Regions from separate parts of the Mus musculus genome. Here regions 2 and 3 are each linked to region 1. Evidence: chromatin loops called from intact Hi-C (ENCODE). Cell type or tissue: heart. All regions are shown on one strand.

The links. Peaks named below come from ENCODE experiments on the same cell type or tissue, not always from the same donor. Only the 100,000 strongest peaks of a DNase experiment are listed, where the experiment ranks them.
Region 2: a loop joins it to region 1, with 2.3 times the contacts of the local background. A loop is called at or near these places in 9 of 42 quality-filtered maps.
Region 3: a loop joins it to region 1, with 2.2 times the contacts of the local background. A loop is called at or near these places in 2 of 42 quality-filtered maps.

Annotation. Positions count from the first base shown.
Region 1 is chr8:35,856,141-35,864,140 of GRCm38, reverse strand. 5430403N17Rik (RIKEN cDNA 5430403N17 gene) reads left to right here. Exons shown (of 3, transcript NR_046181.1): 3 at 1-56. Among named protein-coding and RNA genes, the nearest start is that of 5430403N17Rik, 23 kb to the left of the region's middle. In heart, a CTCF peak has its summit at 3,727 (motif pointing left); no DNase peak of the experiment used is centred here.
Region 2 is chr8:36,518,162-36,526,161 of GRCm38, reverse strand. No RefSeq gene overlaps it. Among named protein-coding and RNA genes, the nearest start is that of Trmt9b, 64 kb to the right of the region's middle. In heart, a CTCF peak has its summit at 3,035 (motif pointing right); no DNase peak of the experiment used is centred here; H3K4me3 peaks cover 518 bases; H3K27ac peaks cover 334 bases.
Region 3 is chr8:35,980,394-35,988,393 of GRCm38, reverse strand. No RefSeq gene overlaps it. Among named protein-coding and RNA genes, the nearest start is that of Gm39163, 82 kb to the left of the region's middle. In heart, no CTCF peak of the experiment used is centred here; a DNase peak (open chromatin) is centred at 3,043; H3K27ac peaks cover 618 bases.

The DNA.
Region 1 (8,000 bases):
CTTGTCCTTCTGCCCCCAGCTCCTCAGTAAAAGTCGACATGCTCATTTATGATTTTATGAGTTTTCTGGCATAGCGTTTATTTGCTTATTTATGTGGTGTATGTACGTGTTCACATGTGTGTGCATATGGAAGCCAGAGCTGGATGCTGGGTTTCTTCCGTGGTCGCTCCCCACCTTGTTTTTTGAGTCAGGGTTTCTCACTGAAACTGGATATCCTCCATCCATCTAGGCTTGCTGGCCCAGGAGCCAGAGGGATCCGCCCACCTTTGCTTCCCCCTGGTTCTGGGGTTACAAATGCACTGTAGCCAATGCCCGCTTTTACATGATTGCTGGAGGTCTGAATGCAGGGTCTCACCCCTACACAGCAGCCACTTTACTGAATGGCCTATGTCCAGCCCTTTGATACATTTTTGAATAAGTGATCAGATAATTAGGTGAACCCTATTAGAAAGAATGTGCATGTAGGCTTATGTTTTTCAAAACCTACTTTAGTAAGGGTTCTCAAATTCTTTAATCTCCCTTTTAAACCCACCACCCACCAGAGGTAGTGGAAGAGAGAGGTGAATTGGAAACAGGGATTGTGGACCTGTTTAGAAATAATTCTTTGGAGCCATTTCTATCTTCATTGTTGTTGGCATTTCATCTAGGCTCCGCCCCACAGTTACCTGGCAACAGCCAGATGTGCCTGACTCATAAAAGGGACTGCTTGTCCCCTCCTCGCTCTCTTGTGCTGGCTCTTGCTCTTGTTTCTCACCTTCTCTCTCCATTCCCTTCCCCCTCTCTCCATGTGGTTCTGTCTCTGTGTCTGTCTGTCTCTCTGTCTGTCTCTGCCTTTCTCTCAACTCCTCTCCCTGAATAAGTTCTATTCTATATTGTCCTGTGGCTGGTCCCTCAGGGGGTAGGAATGCCTCAGCACGGGTCTGCAGAGGCACCCCCTTCCCCTACACCACATTGCGCCCCCAACCAAACATATCCTTCTTTTCTTTTTCTTTTTATAAAGCACAGCAATTGTCAGTTGTCCAGTCCACTAGCAAAAGACCAACTTGAACCAGCAGCGAGCAGCTGCAGTCCAGTCCACATGGCAATCACCACTCAGAAACCAACAATGGCTGCTCAGTCCAGAAGAAACGGCAAGACTCTGCCAATGGGCCCAAGTCCATGGACGCAGCTAGAAGCAACCAGACCACCACCTTTGGTACATCTTTCTCTGCGAAGTCACAACAAACAAAGATCAGTGAAGAAAGTGAGGTGAACCAATGCCACAGCATTGTCAGTACAGAGCAGAAAGGTGAAGCCCAACAAAGACCAGCAATGTCAGAGCATCAGCCACTGTCTGTTGGGTTATATCTCTACTCCTTCCAAAATCGGGTACCCTCTCAAGCATTCGCTTCACCAGTCAGCTTCTTGAAAAACACCTGTCTGTCTCCAGAGAAACACCCCATGACACAACTGGGTCTCCCATGAAACCAGAAATTCCCACTTCATGTGAATCACTGGGAAATGCTGGAATCCAATACAAGAAGTAGGGCTGGTGGGTAGTCAACACCTGCCACACCTTTGACCCACTGGGGTTTTCATTCAGAGTCATCTTTCCCCTGGTGGGATCCCAGTGAGCAACTGAACAGGTAGGGATGTGGAAGCCGGGCTACTCCTGCTCCGTGTGGGGATCCTGTGATGGCAACTGCTCGGAGGCTTCCTGACAGCCGGGCTGAGACTTAGTGCCGCTGTGCAGACTGAGAGCTGCCTTCCAACACTGCCTCCTCCTCACCTTTTACCGCGTCACAGCTACATCAGAGCATTTTCTCCTGCACCGTTTCCTCCAGTCTTTCTAGCACACACAGAGTTCCATCTTGACATCTGCTTCTCCAAGGGAATCCATCATTAGGAGCTAGAGAGATGGCTCTGCGGTTAAGAGCATGCACTGTTTTTGTGGAGGACCTGGGTTTGATTCCCAACACCCACACAGTTGCTCACAGCCATCCATAACTCCAGTCCCGGGACATCTGACAGCCTCTTCTGCACATATGTGTAGATAAAGCATTCCTACACAAATAAGTGTAACTAGATCCCAGCCCCAATGGTTCAAGGCTTCCTTTTATCTGTGTTCCATAGCACATTCATTTTTGATGCACTTATTGGAAATAATAGCTCTTTCAGAGTTTGGGGGATGTTTGTTCCCCCCCCACCCCCCTGCCCCCCGAGGTGCCAGCATGGGTTTAAACCCTTCTTAGCAAGTGATGCAGGGAAATTGTGCTGGAGAGGAGCCACAGCCACGGCATGGCACGCATGCTGTCTGCAGCTGCTTTCTGCTCATGGCAGAATGAAGCAGTTGCAAGGGATCTTTGCCGTAACTGCAGTTCTCTGCCATAAATGCTTCTCCAGTTTTGCAGATCTTGTGCACCTCTTTGGAAGGCTTCATGTTCCATGGCAGTGGCTTTCGTATCTCCAATGCTTCTCCCATCCCATGCTTGCTGAGCTGAAAAGATTCTTGCAAGGCTCTGAACATGCCCCGTTTGGCAGAGAAGGAGAGATGCTGGCAGAATCTCTCAGGTGATTTCCCTCCTTGTCCTTTGGTTCCAGGTCTAGCAATAAATCAAAACCTCCAGTTCCCATTGTTGGAGCTGAACAACAGTTGCCAAAGTCACCCTGTCCTATTCTGTGAAACCTGTGCGAGAACATCTTTGTTGGGATCATTATGCAAAGGATCTTGGGAAATGAAGGTCATACTATACTGGATTACCTGGGTATGCCCTGGATGTTGTCACATTGTCCTTAAAAGAAGGAGGCAGCGGAAGATCCAACAGGCATGAGGCAGAGACTGGAGCGATGCCCCCACTAGCAAGAACAGTAGAAGAGAACAGTGAGCAAGCTCTATCCTTGAAGAGGGGGCGGGGCAGAACAGACCTGAGGCTTTCAGATCCCCTGCCTCTACTGGAAATTACATCCCACTGCCCTAACCCCAACAGACACCTTTGAAAGAGCTCTCTCCTCTCCTTCCCCTTTCCTCTCTTCATCCCCTTCCATCCCTTCTCATCTTCCTCCTACTCCTTCTCTCCCCTCCTTCCTCTCTCTCCAAAGCAAGACATATATTGTAGGGAACAAACCATTACAAACTTCTGCTGGTTCTCCAGCTTCTGTCTGTATTTTGGGTCACCCCAGTAAAGATTGTCCCAGGACGCTCCAAAGGAGTCTTTTCTCAGAGGAACCTGGGGCAGGGGCAGGGGGTGGGGGTGGGGGTGGGAGGACTTCCTATAACCTAGCAAGGGTTTCCTCTATGTATCTTCTTGGACCCTAACTGACCAGCTCCATTCATGGCAGTCAATCAAAATGCTAATTATTAAGTGACCTGTCGCCCCAGCAAAGCACCTACCGCTCTGTGCTTTGAGGTACATGGCTGACTTTTGTAAGTCTGCTTCCTCACACTTCCTTCTGTGAGGTACTTATACAGCCATCCTCATTTTTACATGTAAATAACCTATGGTCCTGAGTATGAATTATTTCAGCAGCCAAAATGACAGTTGTCCCTGGTATACATATCTCAAGCTCTGAAAGGATTTGAGGAGACGAAGCTGCCTCTTAACAGCAGCCCGGGCACTCTGATGCTGGTGCTGTGATAATTTTCTTCACGATTTCCCACCTCTTTCCACCCAAATTTAGTTAACAAAAGAACAGGTACCCAGCCAGGTACAGGGTATTTTACTCCCTGAGATGTGCTGACACCTGCTGGCAGATGAAAGAATAACACCACCAAGGAATTTCATAAAAAGCCCTTGTGGGCCTTACAGGAAGTAGTAGGTTGAAGAAGGCAACCGAAACTTACTTGATGATAGTGATGAAGACAGGTCAGAAAGCCCAAAAGGATACCAGGGAAGCTGAGCGGACCCGGAGTCTAAGGTTAAGCATCTAGCCCGGTCGGACTCTCCACGAAACCTCACAAACCCTCTATTGCCCGGTGGCCACAAACAGCTTGGGTCCTGAGATGTAAGCGATAATACCTTTCACCTAAAGCCAGTAACAGAACTGCACAGGCATCCACCGGGTAATGCTGAGCAACGCCTCACTCCCGCTTTCCTGTCACATGTTCTAGAGCCATCTATAACCCAGTTACTGTTGATGCAAGGTGTGTTTAGGTGGTGTCTCAGTTAGGGTCACTAATGCAACGATGGAACAACACGACTAAAAGCAACCTGGGCAGGAACGGGTTAATTTGGCTTACACTTCCGCATCACTAGAGGAAGTCAGGAAGTCAGGTAGGGCTGGAACACGGAGGCAGGAGCTGATGGAGCGGACATGAAGGGGGACTGCTTACTGGCTCTCTCCCCAGGGCTTGCTCAGCCTGCTTTCTCATAGAACTCAGGACCGCCTGCCTAGGGAAGGTACCACCCACAATGGACTGGGTCCTTCCACATCAGTCATTAAGAACTTGCTCTACAGGCTGATCTGATGGAGGCGTTTTTTCCAACTGGGGTTTCCTCCTCTCAGGTGACGCTCATCTGTGTCAAGTTGACATAAAATTAGGCAACACAATTGGCCCTTTGTCAATTGACACACAATGCTTTTAAGACACAACCCTTCCATTTTGTGGTTCATCCCCAAGATCTCAGATAGATAAACATCACGAACATAAAACATGTTACAAACTTAAATTTTCACAGTCTTTACCAATTCAAACACTTTAAGAGCTATCTCTGTAAAATTCAATGTCTCCTTTATACATACACACACACACACACACACACACACACACACACATATATATATATATAAAACTTTTATTTATATGAGTACATTGTAGCTGTCTTCAGACACATCAGAAGAAGGCATCAGATCCCAGTACAGGTGATTGTAAACCACCATGTGGTTGCTGGGAATTGAACTCTGGACCTCTGGAAGAGCAGTCAGTGCTCTTAACCACTGAGCCATCTCTCCAGCTCCCCAAGGTCACTTTTAAATCTAAAATCTTGTCTAAGAACAGTCTCTTAACTGTGGACTCCTATAAAATAAGCTAAATACTTTCTTACTTCAAGAGGGAAAAAATAGCACACAGTCACAATCTAAGCAAAGCTAAGCCGTACTCCAACAGTATAAATAATTCAATGTGCAGTATCTGGGATTCACTCACAACATCCTGGGCTTCTCCCAGGGCCTTGGGTCACTTCTTCAGCTCTGCCCTCTGTAGCACACATGGCTTATCTTGTAAGCTTGGCCAGGACCCATGGCTGCTCTTCTTGGTGGTCATCCCATGATACTGGCATCTCCAAAATGCTGGGGTCTTCTACTGCAACCAACAGCCTCTCCTGGACTTTCTTAATGTTGCAACGCTTCAACTTTTCTTCATGGTCTCTTCATTCCTAGGCTTTCGCCTGCCACTGAGGCTGCACTTTCACCAATGGCCTCTCCTGGACTCAGTGCCAAGCAAGCCTCACCTGTTCTCTGTGGCCCCCTCATGACTACCCAGTACCACCGGGGTGACTCTCATCCATGCCCAAACTTGGCTGTCAGTACAAGGCAGAACCTTGGCTGCCTCTGAATACAGCTGGCATGTGATGACTCTAAGGACACACTTCCCAGATTTCACCTCAACGATGCTGGCCTCTTCCTAATCATGGCTGATTCTTTGGCCCCAGCCTACCAGCATCCACTGTCCCAGCAAAGTAAAGGTTTGTCTTTAGTGGTTTTGGTCTTTTGTTAATCACAGAGAATTCTTCAGCTTCATCTGACCAGAACCACAGATTCTTAACACATAAGGCCTGGTAGAATCTTTGCTTCCCTCTGAAACGTCACAAGCCAGGCCTCCATCATCTGCACTGCTTTCAACACTCTTATCTTCCAAGATCCTATAGAACATCCCACGGAGATCTCAATACTCTGGGCTTCTCTAGCCCAAAGTTTCAAAAATCCTTCCACAATCCCCCCCTAAGCAACATGGCCAGGTGTCTCACATTATCCCACTATGCTGATCCCAACTTCTGCCTTCCGGTTGCTATTGCTGTGATGACACACACTGTGACCAAAAGCAAGTTGTAGGGCAAAGGGTTTATCTGTCTTACACTTGAACTCTCATGGTCTATCACAAAAGGAAGTCGGAGAAGGCCGTCAAGCAGGGCAGGAACCTGAATGCAGAGGCCATGGAAGGGTGCTGCTTATTAGCTTTCTCTCTATGGGTTTCTCAGCCTGCTTTTTTATAAAACCCAGGACATCCAGCCTAGTGATGATCTTACCCACAATGGAATGGGCCCTCCCCTCCCCCACACTAACTAATTAAGAAAATGAGGTGCAGCGTGATCATACAGCATTTCCTCAACTGGGGTTCCCTCCATTCTCAGAGGACTCTTGACTGTGTCGAGTTGAAATAAAATTAGCCAGCATGGGTGGATACCAAACAGCAAACAAACAAAGAAAGTCAAGTCACACAAAGCTATCTGGGCATTCAAAGTAATGAAGTACTGCTTCAGTTCAGGAGATAGAGCCAGAAAGACCAGGCAGGAACCACACTGCAGAGCTCCAGCTTATAGGAGCTTCAGCCCTTTTCCATTCCTTAAGCTTGGTTGGGAAATCTGGGCCATGAGTTAGCAGGCGCAGGCTCATCCTCTCCATGTTACCTGGTCTACTCTCTGCCAGGCATTTTGTATGTCCCTTGATCCCAAATAATGATGGTAATATTCTTGTTTGTTGAACACATATGTAAGCTGAGTATCATGTTGCATAGCTCCGTGGCTCTGTAAAATCACTGTGAAATGTGGCCTTCATTCCCTTCTCACCGCTCTGAGATCTGCAGCCCATAGAAAATTGTAAGCAGAGACCGTACACCAAGAAAGACACATCAGGATTTGCTGACATTTAATGAGGCCATGCTGTCATGGTCTTTGACCCATGCCAGGGGATCATTTCCAGCACGACAGAAGCAAAATCGCAAACATCACCTCTCTTAAAACGTGGGGTGCGTGGGGGAAACTCCTCCCTTAAGGGAAGATAACTTCAGTGTACCTTGGTCCAGAACCTAAAATGTTATCCATAGAAGCACATGATTTTCATTACTATCCTGATAATAACTCAAGTTTGTGTTATATTGATGTAAAACTAGCTAGCACAATATAATATTAGAATACCCAGCTCAAGGGGCTGGGTGGATACATGCATGTGAGACAGACGTAAGGAAACACAATGAATTCAGAGGCGCTACTGAAGATTCTAATATTATGGCCAGGTTCTGAACTGGTGTAGCTGCTGTGAGAAACGGTTTGGCTCCTCAAAAAAGCTGAATACAAGATTTCCTTATGGTCCAGCAACTCTGTGCTTCTGCAGAAATCAAAAGGACTGGAAACAAAAGGCCTCAGGTTGATGTGCGTGCACACACATTTGGGTACTGCGTTAATTACTTTCACATCACTGTGGCCAAGCACCTTGCAGAAGCAACGTAAAAGAACAGAGACTTACTATAGCCCATAATTCGGAGGGTCTATGGTGAGAGGGGAGGCATGCAGCTGGCATGGCCAGGCTAAGTGATGGGAGTCTGCTCTGGAAGTTTCTTGAAGTGTTGACTAAGAGACAGAGTGCCCCAGCTCAAAGTGGACTCTGGGTATAACCCATGAAGACCAACCTCAAGGACCCAGGTTGACCTAATCCTTAAAAGTTCTACAACTTCCCAAAACGATGCCACGAGCTGGAGACCAAGTATTTTCAACACAGGAGCCTGTGAATGGCGTTCCATATTCAAGCCATAAGAAGTACCGTCATTTACTGTGAGAGAGAGAGAGAGAGACTCAAGTACGTATCTCTAGGTAAATGGATAGAAAAACTCGATGTCTGTGATAACATATAATTCTGCCTAGAAAAAGGAAAGGAAATTGAAACATATTACAGTGTGGGACATTCTTGAAGATGTCATTGTAAGCAAAAATAAACCAGTCACAGAAAGACAAATATTGTGGGTTTTGATGCACATGAAGTCCTTTGATACACATTCATAAATACAGAGAGTAGAAGGAAGACCAGCAGAG
Region 2 (8,000 bases), 660 kb before region 1:
TGTGATAAAGCCACACATCTCTAAACCCTATATAAGGACAAAACCACTAAGTATATAGGGATGCTCCCTGGCGGCCTAGTGGTTAGGATTCAGTGCTCTCACAGCTGCAGCCCAGGTTTGATTCCTGGTCAGGGACGCCTCTCTTCTTCCTCTCTGTATCTTCACTTCCTGAAACCTCGATCCTCTCCCAGGTGGTGGTGGTGCACACCTTTGATCCCAGATTTGGGAGGCAGATGCAGGAGGATTTCTGAGTTTGAGGCCAAGCCTGGTCTACAGAGTGAGTTCCAGGACCACACAGAGAAACCCTGTCAAAAATCAATCAATCAATCAATCAATCAATCAATCAACAAGCTAAGTATATTGGATTGGGGGGTTAGAGGTTGGGAGGTAGGTAGATCTCCATCCATTCCTGGAATTCCATGTTTCAATTATGAATAGTTCTCCTCTTATTAAAGTTTTTCCCCCCATAGGATGAGCTATCCAAATGCCAGGGAAAGAGAGAGAAAAGGTCTCTTGAGAAACCCATATGGGTGTACACTGTGACTTTTGTTTTGTTTTGTTTTGTTTTTCGAGACAGGGTTTCTCTGTGTAGCCCTGGCCGTCCTGGAACTCACTCTGTAGACCAGGCTGGCCTTGAACTCAGAAATCCACCTGCCTCTGCCTCCCGAGTGCTGGGATTAAAGGTGTGCGCCACCACGCCCGGCTGCACTGTGACTTTTTAGCAAGACTTCCTTAGTGTGGCTTGTTTGTAAGTTCTTTCTATAAGAGTGCCATAAATCTGGAAACACCGGTGGATCGAGGAGAGGAATTCATTCTTCAAAGGCAACTTCATGTGGAAGCTCCCAGAATCAAAATGGAGTCACATGCGTCAACCAGACAAGACATTATTCAGGAAGGTCTCCCGTAAGTACGATGGCTTTAGAGAAAAAGGCTTCCCAGACCACAATTTTGCACAAGGACCACTGCAATCTCACACAAAACTTGCTTCTGTGCTAACAGCTGCATAGTGATGGACACATCAACACCAGGCTGGCATCTCCTGTGAGTTTCAGTGCTGTGGACAGGAATTATTGTATTAAAATATCTTGTGAGGTTTCCCTGCTTTGTCTTTAAGAACATCCAGTCCATATACTCAAAGTTTCCTCTGGCAATGCCCTGACAGTCTACTCCCAAGTGAGTCGCCTCACTTTTAACTACACTTTAGATGACCTCTGTTATTTCCATTGACGGGGTGAAGAGGGGTTGCCTAAGTGAGGCTTCTCAGAAGGGGAATTACCTGAGGTGTTAATGGAAGCCTGAATGGGAGGTCTTTAGAATGTTTCTTGAACCTCGCTGTTGGAGCTTGGTGGTCTGCAAATGAGCAGGTTTTGACTTTATGTGTACTGGCTGGTTTTATACCAACTTGGCACACATTAAAGTCATCAGAGAAGAAGGAGCCTCACTTGAGAAAATGCTTCTAGCAGATCTGGCTATAAGGCATTTTCTTAATTAATGTCTGATTTGGGAGGCGCCAGCACATTGTGGATGGTGCAATCCCTGGGCTGGTGGTTCTGAGTTCTATAAGAAAGCAGGTTGAGCAAGCCATGGGGAGCAAGCCAGTCAGGCAACACCCCTTCATGGCCTCTGTGTCAGCTCCTGCCTCTAGGTTCCTGACCCCTTTGAATTCTCTTTTCTTTTCTTTTCTTTTCTTTTCTTTTCTTTTCTTTTCTTTTCTTTTCTTTTCTTTTCTTTTCTTTTCTTTTCTTTTCTTTTCTTTTCTTTCTTTCTTCCTTCCTTCCTTTCTTTCTTTCTTTCTTTCTTTCTTTCTTTCTTTCTTTCTTTCTTTCTTTCTTTCTTTCTTTCTTTCTTTCTTTCTGAGACAGGGTTTCTCTGTATAGCCCTGGCTGTCCTGGAACTCACTCTGTAGACCAGGCTGGCCTTGAACTCAGAAATCCACCTGCCTCTGCCTCCCGAGAGCTGGGATTAAAGGCATGTGCCACCACGCCTGGCCCCTTTGAGTTCTTGTCCTGGCTTTCTTCAATGATGGACTATAATGTAGATGTGTAAGCCAAATTAGCCCTTTCCTCCCCAACTTGGTTTTTGCTCATTGTGTTTCATCACAGCAATAGAAACCCTAGGGCATTGTGCTTCTAGGGTCCCGGATGAGGTTCATGCTGTCTGTAAAACACACTGTGGGTAGCTGGACCCTAGATCCCTTGGCAGGTCGTTGTGCAAAACCTTCCAGGCATGATATGTTCAGGAGACACTTGGGTGTTTGCGTGGACACAGTACTGGTTGTCTCTTGAGAAGACGTGCGGCGAGGCACAGGCAGGGAGAGTAGTCTCTCTGTGGAGAGCTATGGAGGCTTGCCTCTGCACACAGAGGAGTCCCTTCACAGGACTACATGTTTAAAAGGATTCAGATGTGGAAGGTCTGAACTGCAGAGTCCCAGGTGCATCCTGTTCACTGGCGTGTATTAAGGTTCTCAGTCTTTTTGTGGTGCTTGCTGCTGCTATTTATGATTCTTTTTCCCTTTTATTTTTTATTTTGTTGATACATAATCATGCACATCTATGGGGTACGTGTTATATGTGCATTTTGCAAAGGTCAAAGTAAGGTCATGGACATATCTATCAGCGTAACTAGTTAACTAGCGTGGTTGCTTGTCCTGACTTTGCGTCGCATCTCTTTGTAACTAGCACTGAGGTCTGTTTCCATACTGAAAGGAGAGCCAAGGAAAGGCTTCTAATGCAGGTGACTTTCTCAGTGACTCACAGCCAGCCGAGCAGAAGTGTCACAGGCGTCCAGAAGTACATGGGTTCAACTAAGTGGCATTCTATTCCCAAATCGCTTGACTTCTCAGTGATCCACATTGAAGATACATCAGCCTGTCTTTATAGACCTTTTGGGGGGGGGTCCGCTTGAATTCCTACCTGGGCACCCACTTATTAGTTACCTTTTATTTGAAAGACCTAGTGAAGGTGGATTCATTCACCTTTAGTTAACAACATTTTGATCAGTCCAGGGCTTCAAAGGAAGCTTTCAGTTGTCCAGAAGAGGGCAGTCTCTCTCCACATTTCAGAGTTCCCACGCGTACCTCCCGCCGATCTTGTCTAGGATAAAACCGGTTCCGCCAGTTTTCCTCTTCTCCAACCGCTCTCTTAATTAGGCTCCGCGTTCTTTTAGTCTCACATAGTCTTATTTCTACTTCTAAATATACTAAATATACCGAGCTCCCACCGCTGTGTCTCCCCCTTGGCTTCCTTCCCTTCCAAATGCCAGCTGCTCTCTTATCCAGAGAGTGTTTATAAGCACCTGTCCAGAATATCCCAATGCCTCTCTAACAGTGAAGAAAATAAACGCGTACAACAAGCAGGGAAGGCCTGAATCTATCACCCTGGTGGTCATAATCATGAGAATCAAGCTGCAATCTGTTTCTCGGGTGTCTTTGCCTTTTTCTGTCCCCTGCAAAACCACCTTCTTGTGGGTTTTGTAATAACGGTTCAGGACAAAGCCTTCACTGTCCATAGAAGTGGTGTAGCCTTTGAGAGTCTCAGCGTTTGTCTATACAGATCTATCAGTGACAGCTACCCTCAGAAATACATGGTACTATAAAGATTTCTGATCTCTAGAGCCGGCATAATGAAAGATACCATTGTTGCCATCAACAAATGACTCAGAGTCTCCCAGAATCCTTTAAGAACTGTTCCAACTCCTTGCCTTCCGTCTACTGACGTTGTCCTTAAGGGACTAACTAGTCTTTCTTCTTCTTCTTCTTCTTCTTCTTCTTCTTCTTCTTCTTCTTCTTCTTCTTCTTCTTCTTCTTCTTCTTCTTCTTCTTCTTCTTCTTCTTCTTTTCTTCTTCTTCTTCTTCTTCTTCTTCTTCTTCTTCTTCTTCTTCTTCTTCTTCTTTTCTTCTTCTTCTTCTTCTTCTTCTTCTTCTTCTTCTCCTTCTCCTTCTCCTTCTCCTTCTCCTTCTCCTTCTCCTCCTCCTCCTCCTCCTCCTCCTCCTCCTCCTCCTCCTCCTCCTTCTCCTTCTTTTCTTCTTCTTCTTCTTTTTCAAATTTAAATTGTTAACCTTACGATATGAGTGTTTTGTCTACATGCACATATGTGCACCCCATAGGTGCCAGGTACCTGAAGAGGGTGTGGGATACTCTAGAACCAGAGTTACACACGATTATGAGCCACCATGTGGATGCTGATAATCAAACTAAGGTTCTCTGGAAGAGTAATTGGTGCTCTTAACCTTTGTACCAACTCTCCAGCCCCATATCTTGCTGGCTTTTAATTGGTCAAGACTGAGAACTAAATTTGACTCTCGTTAAGTCCTCAAAGGTTTCTAAAAAGCCCCTTGCCTATATAGAATGTTCATAAGTTGTTCAACAAACATGTAAAGAAGGGGAGTTTTTATTTTTATTTTTTATTTGGGCAGTTCTGCAACTTATTCCACATCCATCCATCCGGTTAGTTCTCATCCACATTGACCGTCTGGAGATTTTTGAATATGGTAACAGGCACATAAATTGAGCTTCTCTTGGTGATTATGTTTTCTGGACAAAGTTATTCAGATGTGATACAGGACATTTCTTATTCCCTTGGCCCAGATGGCTTTATTGAGCCTGGTGTCAATGCGCACATCTGTAGTCCCCATTTCCTTCAGGGTAAAATTTTGAATTTAGTGCTCGAGGAGCTCACTTCATTCTTTTAAAAAGTATTTATTTATTATATGTGACTACACTGTAGCTGTCTTCAGACACCGGAGAAGAGGGGGTCAGATCTCATTATGGGTGGTTGTGGATGGTGGCTGCTGGTATTTGAACTCAGGACCTTCCCTCACCAATGACAGAATGGCCCTTCTTCTTGACACCCTTCTTTGTGGGAGCCATTCTGGCCGGCCCAATCTGGAAAGGAAGGGCGCAAGGGATTGTGGGATGAAAAAATCTCGTAGCCATACAACTTCGGGGTCAGGAGGAGGCCAGAAATGAAGTTTTTAAGTCAGCCCGTTCATCAATAAGGAACTGAATTCTGTCCACTCTGCTTTATGTCTCTCTCTCTCTCTCTTTTAAGACTTATTTATTCATTATATGTAAGTACACTGTAGCTGACTTCAGACACTCCAGAAGAGGGAGTCAGATCTCGATACCGATGGTTGTGAGCCACCATGTGGTTGCTGGGATTTGAACTCTGGACCTTTGGAAGAGCAGTCAGGTGCTCTTACCCACTGAGCCATCTCACCAGCCCTGCTTTATGTCTCTTCCTTGATGCAGCTACGTTTGAGCCCTGTGATGGCTGTGACACAGCACCAGGGCTCTCCCTCAAGCTCCTCCCTCTGAGGTTGCAGATGTACGGGGCGGGGGTGGGGGGGGGGTGAGGGGAAGGACCATTCTCCACCACCTCTGCCAGCACGCTGCGCTGCTCTTGTGGAGGGCAAGTTGCTTGGATTCCCAGTTTTAGTGTCGGCTTTCACTGCCACTTGGACTTGCCGTGGAGCTCTGACATGTGACTACATTGCTTATGGTGAGAAACTCATCTGCATCTGGGGGTTCTGGCCTTAGGCAGCGCGCCCCTTGTGTGCATCGGGTTGGAGGCAGCTGTCTCACATGTGGCCCTGAGCCCAGGTGGCCCGGCGTGCCATTTACAGGCAGTGGTTCTACTCTCATGCTAAGTGAGCCTTGCTTTAAGACTGCTCTGTGCAGCTTCTCAACCAGCTGTCCCTGACCAGAGCCACCGTGACAGGAGGGGCCACCCCAGATCAGGCTCCTTCTTCTCCTGGGATAGCATGTAGGGGCCTGCTCATGCCCCAACAGGATCCCTGCTAGGAAGGCTGTTCAAGCCTTCCTCTCTGCTGATGAACCCTTTGAGGACTAGCATCTCAATGGAGTATAAGCCTGATTTCTCAAGAGTGGAGAGTGGAGAACCACGCTGGAAAGTTGAAGCTAAAAGTTTCCATTTGAACTCTCAAGAAAACCGAGAAACCTGCCATACGCCAGCAAATAGGCAGTCTTGAAGCTCAATTAGTAATTAATACTTCAAAAACGGAACACAAAAAGAAAGACTTGATGGCTTCTAAAGACCAGAGCGACTGGTATGTTTTGACCAGGAAGACTTCTGCTGGATTACAGAGCGCCTGAAGTCTCCAGTCCTGAGTTCCTATTTCACTTTTCTTTTTGTCTCTCCAGCTGACATGGAGGGCCAAGCAACACTCCGATGATAGCCGCCCTTCCTGAGAGCACAGGCGAGGGGCTGCCAAGCAGCGGGATGCTAAGGTACCATCTGCTACTGGATGCATCTCCCTGCAGCTCTGTGGGAGCCACCGTGGTGCCAGGTGCAGATCCCTTTCATCTTTCTCCAAAGAGAACCACCTGTCAACCTGCAGATGGAGCAGGTCAAAGGTCGAACAATATAAATACTCCTCGCCACAGTGTCGCTTTGGGTGGTCTACTTACGTCTTTATTAGTCTTAAAATATGTCTTTTAAAAAGTAGATAATATTCTTTCTATCAACCCATAAAAGATACTGTATCATTAGATGGTTAACCCCAGCTTCTGGACAACCGGAACAGAATTCAAGTACAAACTAATTCAGTTTTGATGAAGTGTAACAAGCATTGTGTGGCCAAACTAAACAGCACCTGCCCTGACACATTGGGGGGAGGGAGGGAGAATAGCCCAGTTCTGTCTATTATTAAAGAGTACACAAACACATAAAGAATCAACTATGTATCACAAGCATACAAATTACACTATTTTTAATATCTGTTACAAAAAGATCCTGACCACTGTTGGTTCGTATAAATAATATATCTTTAGGTTATTATAAGAGTCAGGGTGTTTTGCAGCAATTTGTGCTCTAAATCTATTGCTAGTTCCCTCTGGGGGAAAAAATTTAAGTAGCTCTATATTGTAGGGGGAAAAAAAAAGAACTTCACGCTTTTGACACAAATACATATGTCAACACCAGGGAAGGCACGGAAGCATGTAGCAATCTTCCTAAATGCTCCTGAAGCCACAGCAAAAGCCAATGGAATGAAATGCATTTCTATGGTAGTTGCTAATTTAATATCTTCTGCTGCAAAAGAGAACTTTTTTCTTTGGTCAGCAAGGACAGCAAACACTGCCAGTCTACAAATATGCATATACACATATATATTTACATACATACATATATAAGAGCATCTGAAGAACATGGCACATGTTCACATACATCTTCAGCGTGTCTTGCTTGGAACTTTCACTTATGTGTGGGTCTTAAACATCTCCAATGTTCTGGATAAACAAACAGGAGAATTTTGAATCTTTACCATAGACCATCTAAGCAGAAGTTTTATGACTAGTGGGTAAGAAATGCTTGTCTTTCAGGGTTTTTTTTTTTTTTTCTTCTCTGTGAATGAAAATATGTGGATACTTTGTCTAGGGACTTTGGTGTCTGGTTACACTTGCTATAGAGCAGTTACCATGACTCTCTGTGCTGATTGGAATAGGTTTGACCACCATAGATTCACATGTTTGAATGCTTGGCCCTAAGGGAGTGGTACTATTAGGAGCTGTGGCCTTCTTGGAGTAGGTGTGGCCTTGTTGAAGGAAGTATGTCACAGTGGAGGTGGGCTTTGAGGTCTTAAATATAAACTCAAGCTATGGTCCAGTGTGGAATCAGAGCCTCCCCCTGGCTGCCTGTGGAAGGAAAGCCAGTCTCCTTTTGCTACCAGTAGACCAAGATGTAGAACTCCTGGCTCCTCTAGCACCATGCCTGGCTGCATGCTGTCATGCTTCCTCCCATGATAATAATGGACCTGTGAAACTGTCAGCCAGCCCTAATTAAATGCTTACCTTTACCAGAGTTGCCATGGTCATGGTGCCTATTCACAGCAATAAAACTGAAACTAAGGCACTCACTTTTCCCCATGAGATAGGAGCCTTAGATAAATCATGAAGCAGTGTGGAGAAAACTGGGGGTTTTCATGGGGTTGAATTAACACTTAATTAAACTGGAGCCAGCTTTGCTTTTCCCAGCTCTAGTTG
Region 3 (8,000 bases), 120 kb before region 1:
AATCCCTGTGACCCATGTCCAGTATTTTCTCTTTAGTGTAGTCCCACAAGGGACTGTCTGTTTCTGGGCTTCAGCAACACGGATTCTTCCAAAGTCATTGCTGTTTCACCCCCTGATCTATGGGCTCTCTCCAGGATGGAGCTGCTGAGATTCACAAGTGTTGAACAGACTCCAAATGGCTTCGCTTTGAGCTATCACATCTTCTGTGAGGCAATGTCTTCAGAGAGGACCAGGCTGACAGGGACTGGCCAAGGTGAAGGGACAGAAATTAGTAAACATTTCAAAGCATTCTACCAGACTCAAAAAGATAGACTGGTTTTTATAATACATAACTTAAAGATGTGTATGATGGTACATTTCCTAGACATCTTAATACTCAGGAGGCAGAAAGATAATGAGTCATATACAAGGTCAACCTGAGCCATACACAGAGATCCTGTCTTAAACATACAAAATAACACACACACACACACACACACACACACACACACACACACACACACACACCCCAGAATGAAACAGCAACAAAGGAGATTAATCTACTACCTAGCATTATTTAACAGCTATATTCAGAGAAAAATGTTGCCCTTTTATACAAGAATAGCCTTTGCTTTGTGAGCCCAGTAAGGACTCACTCTTCTTCCTTCCTTCCTTTCTTTTTTCTTTTTTCTTCAAATTCACTGTTGACTTTGTCATGTATGTCCCCAAAGACATTAACAAAATTGGATGTTTACTTTTTGAGGTGAAACTTAGCATCCAGAATGACACACATGACTAACACATAATTCTAAATGCTTATTTAGGTGCAAAATAAACATTGTTAAATCATTTCAGTTGTGATCTGAACAAGCTTATTTTAGACGTTGCTTCTAGATCAAGAGTTTACAAACTCTTTCCAGTGGCCTCGAAGACTATGACAGTGATGTTTGTGTGAAGTGAGCAGAAACGTCAGTCTGTGAATCCCGTAGCTGTGAAGTCAAAGTCTGCAGTAGCAGACACTTAGCTCCATCTGGGTTCTTCTGTGCACACAGGAGTGTTTGCCAGTGTGAGTTTCCGAAGACAGACCAACAACAAATTTAATTATGCTTCAAATGGGTTGATAGTTGTCTATTATGAATCAAGGCTGTCCTTGGATCTAGAGTAGATGCAGAAACCCTCTGACTTCAGTGTGGTCAGACATTATGTATGGACAGGAGAGAGAATAGTCGTTGAGGGAGGTCTAGAAAATAGATGTGGTTTGAGGAGCTGGCCACCTGTGATCACCAAGAGCTCAGCTGCTGTGACTGGCTGAGACTTACTTACTTAGGGCAGCTTCAGTTTCTGTGCAGAATATCATATTATAACCAGAGAATGATAGTGTCTTTTGGCCAAACTTTGTCCTAGGTGTGCTGTAATCATAGGTAGATATGCCCTTCATATAGGTTGTCCTCAATTCACTTGATAAACACGTTCTTTGTTTAAAAATGACAAGAAGGAAAACTATACACACACACACAAAGAGATACACAACACAAACACACACAGATATACACATAGATATACAACACACACACATATAGACACACAGAGATTCACACACAGAGATACACACAAACACATATACATAAAGACATACAGATACATACATACACACAGATACACAGCACACACAAAGACACATATACTAATACACACATACTCAGACACACACAGAGACATGCAGACATACAGATATACATGGGCACATACTACTCACACAGACACATAGACATATACCCACAGAGATACACAAACACACAAACTCAAAGACACATACTCGGAGACACACACACACACCAGTCTTATGCCTGGGCTTTCTTCATTCTGGTAGTCAATATTTCCAGGCAATGAGCATGAGCTCCTTAGGAGGACATCCCCCGACATGTCATCTTATCCTTACCCCACCCTCTAGAGACTTTAGCAAGTGAAAGAGAAAACAATAGACTGTGAGAGAGAAGAGCATTGTATTTAGAAGGACTGTGAAGTAATGCTTCTGTAGATTGAATGACAGTAAACCTTTCTCGCTAAGTATTTCCTTTATTCTCATAAATAAGTCCGACAATGTGAACACAGTACAGAAATGGTTTAGGTCTGTGCTATTGCACTGGCAAGTTTTATAAAGTTCTATGTCAACACAAGCAAGCTACCATCATTTCAGAAGAGGAAACTTTAATTGAGAGCACCTCCACTGCCACCACAACCACACACACCAGGTTGGCCTGTGGGCAAGACCGTGGTGCATCTAACTTAATTATGATTAATGTTGTGGGGCCAAGCTCATTGTAGATGGTTTCATCCCTGGGCTGATACTTCTGGGTGCTTGAAGATATTAGGCTGAACAAGCCATAAGGAGCAAGACAGTTAAGAAGACCTCTTTCATGACCTGTGCATTGGACTGTGCCTCCAAGATCCAGCCCTGTTTGAGATCCTGCCCTGACTTCCCTTGGCGATAGACTGACACAAAAAGGTAAGATGAAATAGACCCTGTCTTCCCCAAGTTGCTTTTGGTTATGGCCTTTTATTAAAGCAATAGATACCCTAACCAAGACAGCTATTACTTAGAACTTGGATGTTTGCCAAATAGAAGACAAAACAAAGCCCCAGACTATTAAAAAAAATGCACAAAGAGACAAAAACAGTGTATTTATCTGACAATTATGTAGTTTTCAAAGTTTGGATTTCAAAATATTGTCAAGCTCACAGTTCTTCACCACTGAGGTCTCTGATGACAACTCTGTGCTTAGATAGGCTGCCTGAAGCAGGGATGTCATCTTAAGTCACAAAGAAAGCTGATTCCAGCCAAGCCTCACCAAGTCTGAACATGTGAAAATGGCAATAGACTTAAGCAGTCCAAATGAAGAGGAAGGGAGCAGAGGGGCAGCTCATCCCCACTGGACAAACTCGTCCTGGGAACTCAGATAAGGACTTAGCTTCATAAATACTACAAATCCGTTTTCCATTTTCCTCAAAGTCCTGGCAGAGATTCAAAGCCAGCTCGTGGAGCTGACAAGGAGGCCTGTTTTGAGCCAAAAATCTAACTGCAGAGTCTCTCGCCAGGCAGTATTAACAATAAGCTTTTTCTTTCAGAGGAGCGACAGGTTCCCACACAGCCTCTTGCCAGTAAAGCCATCTTCAAGACACTGCTGTTAAGCTGGTGACATAAGTCCCAACATTTAATGAATGTTCTTTGTGTGTGTATGTGTTGGAGGATGTATGTGCACAGTGTATGTACAGATACATGTGCACATGTGTACATGCATGCATGAGGAGACCAGACATTGATGTCAGCTATCTATGTCCCTTGCCCTCCACAGCAATCCAGGCTTTCTCACTTAACTCGAAGCTCCCCAATTTAGCTAGATTAGCTGGCCAGCAAGCCCTGGGGGTTCTGCTATCTCTGTCTCCCTAGCTCTGGAATTACAGGCACATACGGACAGATTTGATTTGGGTTCTGGGGATCCAAACTCAATTCTTCATGGTTTGGAAGCAAAGTGGCTAGCCCTTTGATGACTGAGCCACCTCTCTGGCCTGAATGCGCTCACTATTAACATTTTGTGAGACTTTAAATAACCTCACAAGATGAGAGAACTACTGGTCTCATTTGTTGACAGGGTAAGCAAGATTCATGATGGTTACATACCTTGTGGTCAAAGATCTACAGTTAAGTAGCATAGCTCCAGAGTTCATGTTCTTAAGCACTACTGCGATCACAGGAGCACACAATTACCTTCCTCTGTGTTTACACCATACACAGATAAAGTGAAGTTATTCATGTACCGAATAATTGTCTCTAAGTGTTAGACTAAATGTGACATTAAGCTACAAAAGAAAGAACGCCCATCAGAACAGCTTTAGATGCTTTTGCATCATCATTGAAATATGAATGTTGGAACTCAAGAGGAAACCAAACAAAGCAGTCACTAAATTTCGTTTGGAGAACAGAATAATCCCACCAAAGGGTAAGTTTCAAGGGATTAAAAAATCAGAATTTCTATCAACTCGAAAATGGGTATGTGGCAAAGATGTTGTTATTCATGTCATTTTTCTAGTGACTGAGCCAGAAGGACGTTAATATGAGTCTAAAGGGCACTTGGAAAGCTGCATGAGAGATTCAATAAATTCTTAAATTAAATCTAAAACTGGTTAATCTGCAGTTTAATTTAAACTGTAACCTTTAGGGCCATCTCTTCTCAGAGAGAGAAACTGTTTTGCCATTTCTATGGGCCAGAAATTTATCAGCTGATCTCTTTCTCTACAAAGATATAAACCAGAGCAGTAAGCAGAGTTCAGCCTAACACTGCTCTGAAAAACAAAACAAAACAAAACAAAAAAACATATAAGTTATGGGAGAGGGAGTCCCTGGTACATCAATGACCAATGGGAGCAGCCAGAGTTCTACCCATAAGCCCTCCACCCCTTATGCAAATTTCCAGTGGCCTCTGGTCACCATGGCAGCAAGGGACATGATGCTGTTCACCAGGGATCATGGTTAGAGGCATAGGCTTTCTCCTGATTGGTCTTTGTTCCTTTCACCTAATTTGCTTACTGGCTCCAGCCAATCAAGTCCACCTGGCTCAGTATAAACCCTCAGGCACGGCTTTTCGATCTGTTCAGTTTTGGGTGGGTGTCTGGCATGGGTAGATTTCTGACCTTCGGGCATTGGCTCTTTAGTGGGAGGAACTTCCGTTCAGCAGAGGAAGACATCTCAGACCTGCTCTTCTGATGAAGAGACCCATCACTTCTGCCAGGTTCATTCTCATTCTAAGACTTGCAGGCAACTCCTCTCATTGAGTACCCTGCTGTCACCTCTTCTTTCGCATTCCAGGGGTCACTCCTATGTGAGTGACTTCCTTCCCATTTGATCAATGTCTGGTGCCCGTCCACTTTGCTCACAGCCAGGCCAGAAAAGAAACAGCTGCATTAAAAACAAACAAACAAACAAACAAAAACAAGAAAAACATTCCTACTTGCTTCCCCACCCCCCCCCACCCCCATTTTCAAGTTCAGATAATTTTCCCTGACCATTTCTTATTAGCAAGCTCAGAGGTTCAGATTCACACGGAAAGTTTGTTACGTTGCCAAGGCAACCAGGCTCTATAATGATCCAAAGAATGGGAAGGGAGGAAGATAAGTGGGGAGGAGGGGAGGCAGGGAGGAAGGGAGGGATTGAGATTTGAGGAGAGTAGTAGGAAAAAGCAAAGTAACAAAAATCACAATTCTTCATTTTTACTTTAGCATAAATTCTATTTGGATAATCAGGCCCATTTATAGACAAGGTGACCCACTTGAAAATGATAGAGGTCAGACTGGAGAGTCAAAGTGCCTCCATTCCCTTGACACTTGGTTCCCATTATATTCTGTTCCATCTGCTGGCCAAATAGGTGTCCATTTGGACACATTTGAAGACTATAAAATGAAATGGGTGCATTACTCGCAACGATAATACTTCAGACCCGTTTTCCTTGACCTGCTCCTTGGTTCTATTTTTATTGCAAGTTAGGAAGAACTCCGAGGCTCTTCGGTAATTAAACATTTGCTGAATCTAAGGGCTGAGCAGACACCTCAGATGTGCTGAGACTCTGCTGTGCAGAATTTCCACGAACATTCCAAGAGATTGTTGGGGTTACATTTTTAAGAAGCCAAGTGCCTATTTCTGTGCTTAGGATGATAGCTTCTCTATACTGGCCTGGGTTTTATCCAATTTAGCAGACCAATACAGCAGTGTCCTTCCTTCCTTCTTTTCTTTCTTCTTCCTTTCTTTTTAAAAATTCCTTTCAAGTGAATGAAATGTCAGCTCTTCCTTAGCAGTAAAAACAAAGTACAGCATCTTACAATGGGAAATAATGGGATTAAGCTCCACATGACCCAGGCTAAACTGCAGGCTTGTTTAGCCTATTCTGGACTCACAGCACCCTGGGTCATCTTACTGCATATGCAGGCCTTTCCCTTTCCCAATTCTAGACACCTGGAAAATCTGGGCATATGAGGTAATGGTGCCCAGTTCTCTCAGATTTCGGGGTGATTTTATGTTTCTATATAGGAGTATTTGGAAAAGTTTTACAGTAAACATTTATCATTCTATTTTTGTTGATGTTGTTGTTCTTTGGTTTGTTTGTTTGTTTGTTTGTTTGTTTACTTTCTAAGATAGGGTTTCTCTGTGTAGCCCTGGTTGTCCAGAAACTCACTCTGTAGACCAGGCTGACTTTGAACTCAGAAATCCATTTGCCTCTGCCTCCCAAGTGCTGGAATTAAAAGCACAGAGCACCATGCCCAAACTTTAGCATTCTTAAAATGAGTAATGAGTTAACATGACCATGCCATTTATTTAGTATTTATTAACTTCTCTTTATTTGAGATGGAGTCTTTTTTGAGATGGACCAGGCTGCCCCTCAACTTACCATTCTCCTGTGTCTTTCAGACAGCTGCTAGAATTACAAATGTATACTGTAAGGACTAGGTTTTATCTTAATCATTAGCCTTTCGATATGTTAAAATTAAAGCACGCAGAGTTGGAGTAAAACATGTGCTCCCTCCAATACCTCCTCCCCACTGCTCTCTTTATTTGGTATGACATTGCTAACAGATAACAGAATTCCTCAGGACCTGAAGAAATAGCTCACTGCTAGAACATTTGCGCAGTACACATTAAGCTCTGGCTAAAAGAACCCTAGCACAGAAAAGGAGAAAGAGGAGGGAGGAGAGGAGAAGAAGGAAAAGAAAGAAGAGGAGGGACAGGAAGAGAATTTTTCCAAAATAAAGATAAAACCATTATCATAAACTCTCCCCCAATTAGCAAAAATTCCTTAATATTTTCCTTTGGCTCTTTAGGTATAACACTGGGCTTTGTTACTTACCCGTTGGGTTCATTGCAATCTCACGCAGTGGTATTCCAATCACTCAGTTCCTTGTGCTGTCTGTAATGGTCAGTGAAAGAAAAATACCCCCTAATTACCTATATAGTCACTGCATGATACCAAAGAGATGCTAAATTCATTCTTCATAGGGCCACTTTGTAAAATAATAATCTGATTCAAGATAGAAAAGAGTGTGTGGTTTTGATATCATCATTGTACTGGCTGGTTTTGTGTGTCAACATGATACAAGCTGGAGTTATTACAGAGAAAGGAGCCTCCCTTAAGGAAATGTCTCCATGAGATCCAGCTGTAAGGCATTTTCTCAATTAGTGATCAAGGGGGAAGGGCCCAACCCATTGTGGGTGGTACCATCCCTGGGCTGGTGGTCCTAGGTTCTATAAAAAGGCAGGCTGAGCAAGCCAGGTGAAGCAAGCCAGTAAGTAACATCCCTCTATGGCCCCTGCATCAGCTCCTGGTTCCTGACCTGCTTGAGTTCCAGTCCTGATTTCCTTTGGTGATGAACAGCAATGTGGAAAGTGTAAGCAGAATAAACCCTTTCCTCCCCAACTGCTTCTTGGTTATGATGTTTGTGCAGGAATAGAAACCCTGACTAAGGCAATAATTGACTAAGAGGCTTAAATACATTAGACATTCTTTGGTTTATCACAGTCATTCATCTTATTGTTCAGTGGTTTCAGCTTTGGCGAGTGTGGGCTTCCCACTTCCAATGAGCATCGCATCTTGGAACCTCTCAGTTTTGGCATGCTTGTCTTCTTACGAGGCTCATTTCAGTACAAGTGCTATTTAAAGCCCCCAGGAGCCTCTTTCCACGAGTAGTCTTAGAGATGAATGAACCGTTGGACAGGTAGGTTGCTTGACTTCGGGGCCACAACAGAGCTGTGTGGTCCATTTAAGAGCTAACAGGATTAGAATGAGCTTTCTCTCCATAGGATCCATAGGATTCCCATGGATCAGCTGAAGTCAAGTAGATGATGATGGACTAGAGGTATGTGAAGCAGCCATTCTAAGGTGAGGCCAAGAAGACAGGCGAAGGGCAGTGCTTCTGCTGGGATATTGAGGCAGGTAGCTGGTCTCAAGGACCACTTCTGGCTGTGCCTCTCTTCTTCA